Linked DNA regions of Mus musculus: region 2 is linked to region 1. A link is a contact called in ENCODE Hi-C or POLR2A ChIA-PET data. All regions are on one chromosome and are shown on one strand. The core of a region is the stretch at or near the end of the contact, and the rest is flanking DNA. Distances in the headings are between cores, read along the strand shown. Region 1 holds the start of Efr3b (EFR3 homolog B). Region 2 holds the start of Dnajc27 (DnaJ heat shock protein family (Hsp40) member C27).

Region 1 (2,700 bases), core at 133-2,632:
AGAGAGAGCGCTGGACTAGTGTGGGCTTTTGAAACTTCGAAGGCCATCTCCATTGACCATTGACACACACACCCCCAACAAGAACACACTTCCTAATCCTCCCCCAAACAGTTCTACCAATGAGGGACCAGCATTCAAATATAAGAGCCTACAGGGACTCTTCATATTCCACTACAATCCGTTCAAACCAGGACAACTTCCCCCAGTGATGGACTGTAAAGTTTAATATGACATAAACCCTTTCTTAACCAAGTGTTTTTTTGGTCATTCTGTTTATCAAGGCAACAGGAAGCATCAGATTAGGAGAGGTGCAGGTGGGTTGGTGGATGTGTCTGGGGAAATGAAGCCAAAGAAAAATAGAAAATGCTGGTTTGGGGTGCAGTGAGCACTGTCTTGAGCACCGTCTCCAAATCCAAGGACTGGATCTCTCTGGTTTGATCTTTGCTTTGGGGGAGAAAAAAAGAAAAAGAAAACAATATGTGGTGCCCACTATGTACTGTAGGTTCATGAAATTTCTCAACACGAAGCAAGGCTCAAAGAGGCGCCGACAGAGAAACCCTGTCTCAAAAAACAAGACGAAACAAAACAAAACAAACAAACAAACAAACAAACAAAACGAAGGTCATTGCATTCAGGCCCTTCTCTAATTTTTACGGTCGGGAAGAAAACAGAAAGCCTCCAGCAAGAGGCAAGAGGAGAAATTAAGAAATAGAAATAGAAAAGCCAGAGAAACAGAAGGCAGAGATATCCAGGGCTGGGGCGTTGGCCTGGGGTTTAAGTCCCTTTGTGGAGGGGATGCTGGCTGCAAAGCTTGCAGATTACACAAATCTGGAGAGGAAAAACCAAGCGGACTTCCTGCAGCCTTGGAGGTTGGGAGTGTGCTGTATTTCCTGAATACCTGACCCAGGTAGCAAACAGAGTTTGGGGCCCGCAGAAAGAATAGGGTTATGCCTCAATTTCTGCTCCTTAGGTTCCCTAAGCCGGTTCGTTTGAGCAGACTGAATAGAGCACACCTGCAGCTTCCAGCGCCCGGCTGACCTGGTGTGGGGTGTGTGTGTGTGTGTGTGTGTGTGTGTGTGTGTGTGTGTGTGTGTGTGTGTGTGTGTGTGTCATCAGTTTGAAGGACACGTCAGCGACCCGCGTAAGAGCTGAGCCAGGAGCTGGAATTCGGATGGATGATCTACTGAGTGAACGAAGAACCTGGGCTTCCTGGGGCGTCAGGTAGGTAAAAAGGCTCGCCCCATACTGAGGAAAGGAGAGGGTCCGGGATGGAGGCGGGGCTCTTGAGGCAGCCCGCCAGTGGCCAAGGGGGCGGGGCGTGGCAGAACACAGCTCCGCCCCCTGCGCGCCGCCTAGCTTGCGGACCAGAGCAGGAGGCGGCAGCCAACCTCGTCGCTGAATGGGCGGGTGGCGTCCCGCTCTGTCCCGCCCGCCGCCGGCCCCCCATCGGCTGCTCCCGCCGCGCCCCGGTCTCCGCCCGCAGCCGCCTGAGCCCGCCGGGCTGTGAATGAAAGGCAGGAGCGGCCAGGACTAGCAGCCAGCGACGCGGCTACGCCGGCCTCCCCAGAGGCGCGCTCCCCGCGGAGATGTACGGTAAGGAGGGCTTGGCGCCCCGGCTCGGGCCCGCAAACTTCCAGACACGGACCTTTGTCCCCCGGAGTGGCCCCCGTCGCAAAAGCGAGAATGCCGACTTGGTGCCAGGCTAGGCTGGTTCAGTCGCCTGTGCGTACGTCTGTGCCGAGAGGACAAAGATGCCTTAGGCCGGGGGACTCTCTGGTCCCCTGAGATCCCTCGGGCAGGCGTGTGCAGGCGCTAGGGGCGGTGGTCCGTCGCCAGGTAGGGACTCTGATGGCTGAGAGGCACCCGGCTTTGGAAAAAGCGAGTATCTTCGGAGCTGAGCCGACAGTGTTGGTGGAGGTGATCGGGTGACAGTATTTGCAGAATTAACAAAGAGGCTTGTGCTTGGGAGTTTGATGCGCGAAAGTGGTCCAGGGTAGGGGAGAGCTGCTCACTGCCAGTCTGCTGCCAGGCTCCTTGGATGTGGGAGGCGGCGCCGGCAGTGCAGGAGCTGGCGAGCGAGCCGGCGCTGGAGGTTCATCTCTCTGAGCTGGGTGGACTTGGCCTCTACCTAACACTGCTGCTAATGGTATTCAGGCTTCCCAACTTCCAGATTGGCCCTATGGAGGGCTGATGGGGAGAGATGCTGCTTCGAGGGTTTCTCCCAATTACGCAGCCACCGCCCCCACGAATGTGTGGCAGCTCCAAGACCCTCACGGTTCAAGGCTCTGCTTGCTCATTTGTCAAGAATTTCTCGGGTTCTACAGGCAGCGTGGATGAGGAAAGCGCTCCTGGGGTCCCACTTTGCAGATCATAAGAGTGGACTAGTCTAGGAATCGGCTCTCTACCAAGGGTACATGTGTGCGTGTATTCCTGTGGACACAGTTTACTAGAGCCCAGGTCTCTGGTAGTTATTCTGAGGCCAGCAGAAGAATTGGAGCCCTGTTCTCCGTCTCCTACTGCAGGGTAGGGGCTCGGGCTGCACCTGAGGAGTGAGTGATCTAGAAGTGCATGTTCCCAATTTAACCCATTTCTAAGGCTGCTGGCTGCCTCTGCGAACAGACCATGAGTCACAAAGTTTGTTAGCACAGAGAGCATGCTGAAAAGAGTCAGCAGTTGGTGAGCCCCCTATTTAGAAGACAA
Region 2 (2,700 bases), core at 198-2,697, 44 kb before region 1:
CGTGGGACCTGAGGCTTGCTGATCAGGCTCCTTGGTCGGGGGTCCGGGGACCCAGCAGTCTGTGCTTGCCTACCACTGGGATTAGCAGTTTTCTGCAGGACTCCTGGGAACAGAACTGCTATTCACACTCACACTGCACCAACTCACAATATTCCCAACTCTCCTGCCTTTGTAAAACAGAGCTGGAAAATAGTCAATAGTCAATAAATGTTAATCTTCAGCAACTGTTTTGTTAACACATACATGAAGGTCCATATGTAGAACGGGAGCACGCTAAATTGTATAACAGCAATAAACACTTCCTGAGCATCTTCTAGCACAGAGCACTGGCTTACATAGTAGTATGCAAACGCTCCCATTAGAGGTCTTCTGCGTTTGGTTTAGTGAAGACTCCACTTCGGATGCCTTCCCTGTCTGTCGACCTTGGGAATTCTTAACCAACAGTTTCCCAACGTTAAGGGAAGAAAACGAGTAACTGGCATCTAAATTCATTTAGGAAAGGCCTCCCTTCCCAGATGAGAGGAAGTTTAGTAGCTAATAAGCAGCAAATGATACAGAAATGATACACTCAGAAAGATGGTATTTTTTTAAAAAAAAAGACTCCTCCGAGAAAAATGGACGTGACAATACAAAAAATTAAAAACACAAGATCTAGGGCTGTCAGTGCATGTCCCCTGAAACACACTAGGTTGTTGTGCTCTGGTGGTGGGAACATAGACTCCAGGCTGTTCAGGGCTACATTTTTTAGAATCTAACACCTCCCTGGCATCTCTTTAAACAGCAAGGCTGGCAACCACTCTCCCCAACCCGCAGGACCTCGTCCCCTCTCAGGGGAAAAACAGATTTGGTATGTAAACTGATCATTCGACATCGGAATCTAATTACTACCTTCAAATTACAATCAAAGATCAGAGGCCACCCTGACACCTTTTAGGGACAGTGACGTCAGTAAAGAGCCAGCAGCCCAAAGGTCAAAAAGGTCAAGATAGTTTTCCTCTGGAGGCCGCAAGCCCCAGTGAGCTCAGGATGCTAAACTAAGCAGAGAGGAGGCGGAGCTTCAAGCTTTTGAGTGGCGGCTCTCCTAGCCAATGGGAATGTCGCTCTCACAGCACGCGGAGGTCCTGCCCTCGCAGCACGCGGTACTCACTTTCCCCACTTCGGCGTTGCCCATGGAGATGACTTTGATGCGGAGGGACTTGGCGGGCTCCTTCCTCTTCGGCACGTTGGTCTCCATCGCCCTCGCTCTGCCGGGGCCGCGGGTTGTGGTGTCCTTACGCACCCAGCCAGCCTGGAGTCCCTCAGGCCTCCTCGCCCAATGACGGAGCCGCTGTGCTCGTCACCACCCTGGCTCCGCGGCTCGCCATCCCCACCGCTGCCTGGCCGCGGACGGACGAGGGCGGTTGGGAAGCGGCGAGCCGCGGAGGGCGAGCGGAGTCTCGCGATGACTGCGCGCCGTGACGTCATTGCGGGGCCCGGGAGGACTGGGTCTTGGGGTCCTGTTGGGCCAGTGCGGCCCGGTTGCAGGCGATTGGGGTTTCTTTGCCTGGCATCAAGATTGGTCTGTACATGGTGGCAGAAATAGAGCGGCTGTCACGGGGAGTTTTTGACATTTAGTGTAAGGCCCAGTCATGCCAAAGGCTTTTTTTTTCCTGGAATCTTCACCGATGGGTGCCTCTGCTGCCATCCTCCTCTCCGTCAGTACAGTGACTGCAGACTACAGTTTCTGCAGAGGACTGAGCCCAGGATCACAGTGGATTCTGCGGATGTCCCAGTCACCTAAAGATGGTATCCGAGCAAACGCACGCTTTAATTCTGGCACTCAGGAGGCAGAGGCAGGCGGATCTCTATGAGTTCAAGGCCAGGTGGAGCTATATTGTGCAATCCTGTTTCAAAATAAATATATAAAAACCTTTATGTATAAATTGTACATGTGTAGAAAGCTTTATGTAACTTATGCACATCCTCAGCCTACTTGTGTCATCTCACATTATCTGCCCCACTGTCTTAGGGTTACTGTTGCTGTGAAGAAACACCATAACCAAGGCAACTTGGGGAGAAAAGGGTTTAACTTGGCTTACACATCAAAAAAAATTTGGACAGGAGAGATAGGAAAGGAAGCTGGGGGCAGGAGCTGATGCAGAGGCTGTGGAGGAGTGCTGCCTAGTGGCTTGCTCCTCATGGCTCCGTTCAGCCTGCTTTCTTACAGAAGTGAGTTTCTTGGCTTCTACCCAAAACCCAAGAAAGCCAGCATAACTACTCAATACAAAGTAAATGCTATTACAATGTAAATATCATTCTTATGTAAATAGTTGTTAGTCTATATTGTTGTCCTTTAGGGAATAATCACACACAAAAAAGTATCTGTTTAGTACATAATCACCCCTCCCCTGATTATTCTTAATGGACGGTTGCTTCAATCTGCAGACAGCCTGCAAAGGCTTCATCGAAGAAGGTAGCATCAGATGAGAATTGGGAGTCTGACCCTGGTTCTGGAAAAGGACCTTGAACAAGACTCTTTCCTGGTTGAAAACCAGAGTTGCCTTTTGGAGCAGAGGCAGTGTGTGTGTGTGTGTGTGTGTGTGTGTTAATTTTCCCTCTCTGGCATCAGTCTAATGGCCCCCATCCTCAGGAGGAAGACTGGCTGGATAGTTCTTAAGGTTTGTCCAGCTCTGTGATGGTGTGGGATTCTCACAGCTGCCA

Evidence for each region. Hi-C counts contacts between places; a loop is a spot of excess contacts on that map. ChIA-PET counts read pairs that join two places held with the same protein, here RNA polymerase II (POLR2A).
Region 2: a map of left cerebral cortex shows a loop between it and region 1 (4-fold over the local background). The contact joins the promoter of Dnajc27 here to the promoter of Efr3b in region 1. A Hi-C loop is called at or near these places in 5 of 37 maps with a recorded cell type or tissue (gastrocnemius, heart and left cerebral cortex). POLR2A ChIA-PET finds 5 or more read pairs at or near these places in 1 of 5 experiments (embryonic stem cell).

Annotation. Positions count from the first base shown.
Region 1 is chr12:4,037,597-4,040,296 of GRCm38, reverse strand. It overlaps Efr3b (EFR3 homolog B), which reads left to right and starts at 1,382. Exons shown (of 23, transcript NM_001082483.1): 1 at 1,382-1,593. The coding sequence starts at 1,587.
Region 2 is chr12:4,081,321-4,084,020 of GRCm38, reverse strand. It overlaps Dnajc27 (DnaJ heat shock protein family (Hsp40) member C27), which reads right to left and starts at 1,447. Exons shown (of 7, transcript NM_153082.4): 1 at 1,148-1,447. The coding sequence starts at 1,234.